2 separate regions of the Mus musculus genome follow, and region 2 is linked to region 1. Evidence: chromatin loops called from intact Hi-C (ENCODE). Cell type or tissue: heart. All regions are shown on one strand. Each heading gives the region's core, and the rest is flanking DNA. Links, peaks and the distances in the headings are about the cores only.

Region 1 (4,251 bases), core at 471-2,970:
ACACAAGTAAAGCAAACCGAAAACCGGGCTAGGAGCCTGAGGGTGCACTCTCTCCCACCCTCAGGTTACCCCCACTCGTGGGGCCAGGGAACCGTGGGATGGGGGTGGGGGGACAAACCCCGAGCAAGAGTAGGGCTGAGGTGTGTCCAAACCCCTAAATCTTATCCTGAAATGAACAGGAGTAGGATCCCCACCCCCACCTGGGGCCTGCATGCCCCAGTGCACACAGTCCTGGGTCCCCGCTTTGCCTCACCTGAGGAGGCCACAAGGCCGGGGTTAAACTTCCTTTCCCTTTATAAGGTCATGTCCAGCAGCACCTGGAATGCCTCCTTATGCAAATGAGGCATCCCCAATACCCAGGTCCCAGCTAGAGATGGACACTCAACAGGACAGACAGCTCCTACTTAAACCCCAAAGGTTTAAATAGCCCTTGTGTTAGAATTTTGTCTAAGCTCCACCCCACAGTTACCTGGCAACAGCCAGGTGTACCTGACTCACTATAAAAGGGGCTGCTTGCCCCTCCTCTCTCTCTTGCTCTCTTGCTCCTGCTCTGTCTCTTGTTCCTGCTTCCCCTCTCCCCATTCCCCTCCCCCTCTCTCCACATGCCCATGGCCGGCCTCTACCTCTTCTTTTCCTCTCTTCCTCTCTCTTCCTCTCTCTCTCTCTTCCTCTCTCTCTTCCTCTCTCTCTCTCTCTCTCTCTCTCTCTCTCCCTTTCTCTGTCTCTACTACCCTCCCAACCCCTCTCTCCCCATGCCCTAGATAAACTCTATTCTATACTATACCATCATGTGGCTGGTCCCTCAGGGGGAAGGGATGCCTCAGCATGGGCCTGCAGAGGCACCCCCTTCCCCCACACCTGACTACACCTCCACCAAACACATTCCTTCTCTCCTTATCTTTATATAAAACAAAACAACTTGCTCCCCCAATCAACTGAACCAATTATCCAACCCTGTCTCCATGTGTGTTCTTGGCCAGTGCACTGCCGACCAAGGTCTTGCCTGCACCCACCCGCCTGACTACGCTTCCCTCCGTCTAGGCCACCCAGGTGCACAGTGGGCCTGACTACCCTGGGGGAGAAGAGAACATGGGGCAGCATGTGGTCTGCATCACAAGGTTACCTTTCTCCAAGCTACAAACAGCACCCAAGCAGTGGGCACTGCCCTCTCAAAGAGAGCACTCATGTCCGGAACAAGGATGGTGGCACCTTTGCAACCTCCAGAAGGTCGATCTCTGGAACCAAGCACTTCCATTACCTTTCTCCGAGGCCATAGAACAGAACTCTGTGCCTTTCAACATGCACAGGGCGTGCTCAGCAAGAGCGCACTCTCCTGCTTGGATAGCCACCTGCCTCACCCCATCAAAGACACCTGGGACAGCTTTCACCTCACTGCATCAGAGACCACCCTTCCACAGAGCTGCAACTTCCATAGATAGGATGTCCAGCCACTTGTGAGACCTCCAACACTCTTAAGCCCATTATAGGGTACCAGTGATGAAGAGGGCTTGCTGCTCTTCCAGAGGACCCGAGTTCAGATCCCAGCATCCCTGTCAGGAAATTCACACCCGCCTTGTGACTCCAGTTCTAATGGCTCAGACCTCCTCTCCCAGCCTCCTTAGACATCCTGATATATGTGGTATAAACACACGCATACGTAAATAAATATACAAATAACATTTTTCTCTTAAAGACGCCACCAGAAGGACAAGCCACACAGCCAGGCTTCCAGGATCCCCTCCAGCAGACCATTGACCAGCACAGGCACTGCCCACTGGGCAGCCGACTATCTGACTAACGGGTGACCCTGCAAGGACTCATGGCCTTCCAGCTTTGGTTTATCAGGGAATGAGCGCTGTAGCTCTCTCTAAGTCCATACCACCAGAACTCAACGTCAGACCAGCAATCTGCTCCGCAGCAAGAACCCAGGATGAATGGTACAGGAGGTCACGAGAGTTGAAGCTGGTCCATGGCCAGAGTAGATTCAGCTCTCAGTGCCCAGCCAACGATCGGTCAGCAGGAGGGTGAGAGACTCCAGGGCCCCACAGCAAGCCCGGGCACATGACACCATGTCTTGTTTACCTGGGAAGGGAAAGTTGACAATACTCTCCCAGGAAGGCATTTATCAGATCTGGCATGGTTCAGTTAACAATTACTTATTGGGCACTGGTTATTCTGGGCTCTGATCCAAATGTATTTCCTCATGAGCATCAAAGAGGACAAGGTGAATTTACACACCGAACACCAGCACTCAGAGGTGCTGTCAGCTTCCTGTGAGACTGGACTTCAAACATTTGTTAAGATGTATGTAGTGTGTGTGTGTGTGTGTGTGTGTGTGTGTGTACCTGCAATCTGTGTGTACTGCGTATAGGCTGGAGCCCATGCAGGTCAGAGGATGGCGGAGACTCTCCGTGAACTGGACCTCAGGAAGGGCTGTGAGCCACCCTGTAGGCGCTGGGGACTGAACTCCAGATGTCTGCAACAGCAGTAAGCGATCTTAACAGCTGCGAGATAGCACTGCGCTTTAATTAGAAGAAACGGCAATGTCTTCAGCTTCAGTCACCAAAGCATCACCCATTCCAAAGATGTGATAATGAGCATCACCACGCTTCCTCCCTGAACCCAAGACATTTTCAAAGCTCATTCTGCCTGCTGGTCCCCACTCACTCCAACAATGATCGACCGTCAGGACTCCACGCCTCCTCCTGGTAAACCCACTCAGAGACAGCAGTCAGGATATGACTAACATTTACCTCAATTAACGTAAAAATTCCCAAAATCAGGTAAGACTTCCAGTAACACTTTATGATTGCCTTTGTTAAGGAGGGCTTCCTCGAGTCCTTCTTGGCTCGCAGAAGTTCTTTATCCCAGTACCTGCAGTGAGACAAACGCGGAGTCAGGAACAGTAGGACTGCCGTTGAGTAAAACGGAAGGGCAGAAGGACAGGTAAGTGTTTATGACAGGGCTACCCCGCAGATGCTATACAAACACTGGCTCGTCCCGAGGGACCCAGAAAGATGTGTGAGGCAGACTCTGTTGCACCAGAAAGAGAGACCTCAAGGGGAGACATCTCCGGGGACAGGTCACTGCCGAGCTCTGCTGGATTACAACAGCCCTGGCAGCCAGAGAGGGCAGGTTACTGCTCTGGTGAGACCAGCCCCAGGGACAGATCTCAGCCATCAAGACCTATAGAGCCCCAACCCAGGTTTTCTTTCCCCAAGTCACTAAGTCAGACCAAGACAGGACAACCTGAAGGGAGGCGTGCAACGTGGGGACATTAAAGCTCCAGACAGAGCAAGGGACGTGGGAAGAGGTCAGACCTCCTCCAAGCCACCCTGCGAGCAAGGGGCCACCCTGCGCATGCACACTCAGGCTTCACCTCCTCCCGCCGCCCCCTGCTTACCGTTGAAGCTCCTCTCCGAGGTGCTTTGAGCGATCTTCTGGAAGCACTGAGAACATGTCATCTTCTTCCAGTCTCCGCTTATGACCAGTTTTAAACAGCGGGTTGAGCCACCTGTCAAAGTTAAAGGGATTGATAACACACTCAGACCCCCACGTTTGCATCTAAGTAGACTCTCGCCTCAGCGCGTTTTGTCACCCTCCGTATTTTAAATGGACAAAGAGACAGAGAAAGGTTAAGTCTGTGCTCGTTCATACAACCGGCTCCTCCCTCCCCCACTCTCGTTCTGCACACTGGGAGGCAGTCAATGAGAGCACCCTGACATCAAGACACCATATCTTGATTTCTTAATACCAGCCTCTGTCACCCCCTCTCTACTTCTACCAGCTCAGTCAGAACCTGTGACCTATCACTACATATCTCTAGGTGTCAACTATCTACCCCTAGTATATAGACACACATGTATACATATATATATATATATATATATATATATATATATATATATATATATATATATATATATATGTATACATGTGTGTGTGTGTGTGAGAGAGAGAGAGAGAGAGAGAGAGAGAGAGAGAGAGAGAGAGAGATTTACCACTGACCAGGTACAGAAACCTGCTTGGTCCTTTTATTAACAATTTTTCTAAACTCGGGGCCTTTGCAATAGAGCTGGCTGGTGACAGTACCCTGAAAAGCACTCTCTAGTGAGAAGCCTAAATGTGCTGTGGAACCCTCCAGCTTTAATGTCTACATAGATGTGGCTGCTTTCTGGATATATGACTGCTAACCAGTGAGTGGTCTCTGTCTCTCTCTGTCTCCTTCTCTGTCTGTCTGTCTGTCTCTCT
Region 2 (4,251 bases), core at 1,254-3,753, 49 kb after region 1:
AAGAGTTGAAAAAGTATCCGGCTCATTAACATCTCTTTGCTTAAGGGCCCTTTCTGGCACTGGGGCCACACACCAGTCAAAACACCTCAACCTGTGACCAAGGCAAGCACGTGAATATCCCAAATCGGCTGCCTCACCATTGGAAGTCTGTCTGCCAGTGTTGTTGACAGGGTAGGATCCCGATGCCCTGCTGCTCCCCTGCCCCACTCTGAGTTGTTTATCTCCCATAAGAAAGGGAAAGCTAAGGGGACACGGGAAGGAGACCATAGCCCTTGAGTACAGTTGAAGCCTCCCAAACCTGATTTTTTTTTACACTGACTGTAGATTTAAATGATAAAATTTAGACACACAGGGTGTTTTGTTTTGTTTTGTTCTGTTCTGCTTTGTTTCTGTTCTTATATCTTACTAAAATCTAAAATTATGCAGTTTGTGTCATTTTATATTTCAATGGACAACATTGTCCTCACCAGTGGATGACCATTGACACCACTCATTTCACCTTCCAAAAGAGTGCGCAGGTCATGTGACCATGCCTGTTCGATCAGGGGTTATAAACACTGGCTGCTCTTCCCAAGGACAGATATTGACCCCAGCACCCTCATCCCTTGCCAACTCTCTGTCCCTCCAGTTCCTGGAGATCCAACACCCTCTTTTGACCTCTGCCTGAACCAAAAATTCACATCATACACATATATACATTTGGGCAAAACTCTCACACCCTAATAATAAAACTAAATCTGTAGGCTAAATAAAACAAACTTGGCTTTTCAGTGCTACCTGGGGCCCATTTCTTTTACACCACCCTAGAGAACTAGTACCAAGTGCCTCTTCAGAAAACAATTTCGCAAGATTTACTACGAGTTTTTTGATCCAAGCATTTCACTTTAGGAATTTTAATGACATCCAGGTGATAAGTCACTAACCTATGTGTTTATGAGTACCTAGAGACGGCTCCTTGGAGGGTGGCCGGAAGCCAGATGGTGGACAAGGAGCCAATCTAGAGCAAAGAGCTTCCAGCACAAAAGGCAAGGATGATGGTGAAGCAATTGGCAAGAGATCAATTGTGAAGAGATCAGCAAGACCGCAGGAGAGTTGAAAGACAGCCACATACAGTTCACAGCTTCTCTGACCTATGTCTCGGGATCCTCTACTAAATCAAGTAGACCCTTCAAATTGTCCAGGCCCACCCTCAGTGCTGAGGACTGAGCTAAGGCCTTTGTACTATAGTTGGCCTTCTTGTTTAGGAGACAGCAACGTCACTGTACGTCTAAGACTGCCCTAGAACTCCCAGCCTCAAGCTGATCTCATGCCCCAGTTTCCCAAACACCGGGACTACAGGCACAGCCCGCCATACCCAGCTTAGCACTCAGAGGCTTGGCTCTAGGTTTGCTTTCAAGTCCCCAAACAATAAAAATTAGAAAAATAGTCGTATGAGAATGCAAAACCACTGAGCCCACTCTGTTCCAGAATGCATGAAACTAAACAAGACCAAAACAAAATGTTCCAGAACTCTAACAGTAAATATTGTGAGATTATAGGTGATTAAAACTCAAAGCAAATATAGATCCTTCCAAGTTTTCTAAGTCAACCTTAAAATAAAGAAAGATTAAGTGTTTTTGTTTTTTAAGGAAGTAGTATAATTATTCCATACGACAGAGCGTGCGACAGGCTGAGAACATGGTGTAGCTGGAAGAGTTCTTGTGGGGCGGGAACGAAGCCCACACTTTATCCTCGGTACCCTATAACCCCAGCCTGGTGGAGCGTCCTGCAATCCCAGCACGCAGGAGGAGCAGAAGTTTAAGGTGATCCCCGGCTGTATAGAAAGTTCTAGGCTGTTCTGGGCTACGTGAGACACGGTCTCTAAAGCAAAGCAGAGGCCTTGTGAGTTTCAGAAGTTCTTCACAGCACAAAAGTCAACCATCGCCAAAGTCAGTTACCTCAGTTACAGCCACAACAGAAGTGAAGTACAGTAGGTTAAAAACTTAACTTTCCAAAGGAGCGCAGCACAGTCTAGGATCAGATTTCAAGCCAGGTGTTATGTCATGCACACTAAGGACTTGCTAGAACAATAGTTTTATTACCCTTATTCATTTGGTATGAGAGAGAGAGCATACGTGAGAGAGAGAGAACATACATGTATGTGTACATGTTCAGTGGTGCACATGGAGGTCAGAGGACAGCTGGCAGGACTCAGTTCTTCCCCAGGGTTCCAGCTCAGAGCTTCAGATTTGGAGTCATGTGTCTTTTATGAACCAGCCTGTTGACCTCAAAATAATTTTGTTTTCTTCCATAATATTTACTTTCCATTGAGAAGGAAGTGTACCTTTTCTTAGCCTGACAATAAATAGTGTTTGGAATCACATAAGTTTAGAACAAAGTGACATACACTCTCCATTGGGGGACACACAAACAAGATTTGGCCAAACTTCTTGCTCGCTCTGGCATCTTAGTCTTGCAGGAGTCCTCCCCATTTCCGCTCACATATATTAAGAGTCACCAGGCAAAAGTCAGGGATTACAGTCAATGAGTCAACAATTCTGCTGTACCTGATGTAATCTCATGCCACAAGGCTGGGCATGAACAAAGAGACCAAGAACAGGAGCCAAGGGCCTTGTCAGAGGAGGTTGGCACAGGGTCACCAGAGTCAAGTTGGTGGCATGGTTGGCAGGCAAGCTGTGTCCTGTAAACCCTAGAGTGTAGACATCGCCGCCAAAGCAGCAGAGAAGTCACCTTGTCCAGCACCCAGAGATGCCATTTCAAAAACAAAACAAGACAGTTCCTACCATAAAAAGTGCACTTTTGAAACGCATTTACGACAGACAGCTCAGCGGGTAAGGGGTAAAGAGCTTGCTGTGGTAACTTGAAAAGGAAGTAGACCTGGGGATAAGCATCTATCACCCCAGTGCTGAGTCCGCATGGGTGGAGATGAGATTTTTCCAGTTTGTACGCTTTATGTGAGAACAGCAATCCTTATTTTTCCACCCGTCGGCGGCATACGCTGAGTGAATGTTGGAAGCCTTTCTTCACTCCCGCTTACATATAAAATGTTAGCTATTCTTCAGGATGGACATCCCTCCCCTTGGTCTGCTGCCTTACACAACAAAGCTGATGAAAGGACATGTGTGCAGTGCGGTGCTTTGACTATGCTTGCCCAAGGGAGGAGTGGCACTGTTAGGAGGTGTGGCCGTGTTGGAGGAAGTGTATCACTGTGGGGCTGGGCAATGAGACCCTTGCCCTTCTAACCACATGGGAGCCAGTCTTCTCCTAGCAGCCTTCAGATGAAGATGTAGAACTCTCAGCTCCTCCTGCACCATGCCTGCCTGGATGCTGCCATGCTCCCACCTTGATGATAATGGACTGAAATTCTGAATCTGTAATCGAGCTCCGATTAAATGTTGTCCTTTACAACTGCCTGGGACTCCAGCTCCACGGGATCTGGAGCGATCGCTGCTTCCAGAGGACCCAGGTTCAATTCCCAGCTCCAGAGGCTGACCCTCTTCTGACCTCCACAGGCACCAGAAATGCTCACGATACGAAGACATACATGCAGGCAAAACACCCATGCATATGTATTATTTTTTTTAATTTTAAATAATCCTTACTAGTTCACAAAGATAAAATTGCTAAATACTGGGATAAAACTTGAGAGAATAGTAATCCTCACTCTATCATATACGCTTCATGTGGACCAAAAGTTGCACGAATTTCAAAGACATAAAGATAAGGCAGAGCAGGGACTATGGAAATGAAATGGTGTAAGGTGCCAGTGCAGGACATAGCTTAGTGGTGCCCAGGATACACGCGTCCCCAGACACCGTCCCAAGCATCCTCACTGCAGAAAATCAAGTTGACAATTCAGAGGAGAAATACAACGAGCTGTACTTAAAAAAAAATACTCAGGCACATAAAGAGCGATGAAACACAATATACTCCAATTTTAGACAACAATATAAGGAGCCTCATGGCAGAAATTCAAAGTAACAAAGAATGGATCTATTACTCCGTAAATGGTACTGAGACATCTTGTTAGTGATTTGGAAAAGATCACTGACATATTTGGAAAGAATATGCCAAATCCTACTTATACTAAAAATTGTGGGTCCGATATTTAAGTAGTTGTAAGTAAACCGCTGGCAGAATTATCTCCCATTTCACAGTCCAAAGGAAAACCACACTTGTCTTGTGCCACCAGAACTACTCTCTTGCTAGGACAGGGGAGTGGATCCTCCTTGCTCTACTGGAAGCAGGCAG

What was found. A loop is a pair of places that touch in the nucleus more often than their neighbours do. Peaks named below come from ENCODE experiments on the same cell type or tissue, not always from the same donor. Only the 100,000 strongest peaks of a DNase experiment are listed, where the experiment ranks them.
Region 2: it touches region 1 in a loop (2.3-fold over the local background); 4 of 42 quality-filtered maps call a loop at or near these places.

Annotation. Positions count from the first base shown.
Region 1 is chr14:118,665,594-118,669,844 of GRCm38, forward strand. It overlaps Abcc4 (ATP-binding cassette, sub-family C (CFTR/MRP), member 4), which reads right to left. Exons shown (of 31, transcript NM_001033336.3): 2 at 3,404-3,514; 3 at 2,754-2,874. Among named protein-coding and RNA genes, the nearest start is that of Gm52104, 25 kb to the left of the region's middle. In heart, for the core only: no CTCF peak of the experiment used is centred there; a DNase peak (open chromatin) is centred at 1,978; H3K27me3 peaks cover 86 bases.
Region 2 is chr14:118,713,964-118,718,214 of GRCm38, forward strand. Gm27198 (predicted gene 27198) reads right to left here. Exons shown (of 6, transcript NR_166836.1): 6 at 3,565-4,251. Among named protein-coding and RNA genes, the nearest start is that of Abcc4, 9.9 kb to the left of the region's middle. In heart, for the core only: no CTCF peak of the experiment used is centred there; a DNase peak (open chromatin) is centred at 2,658; H3K27me3 peaks cover 59 bases.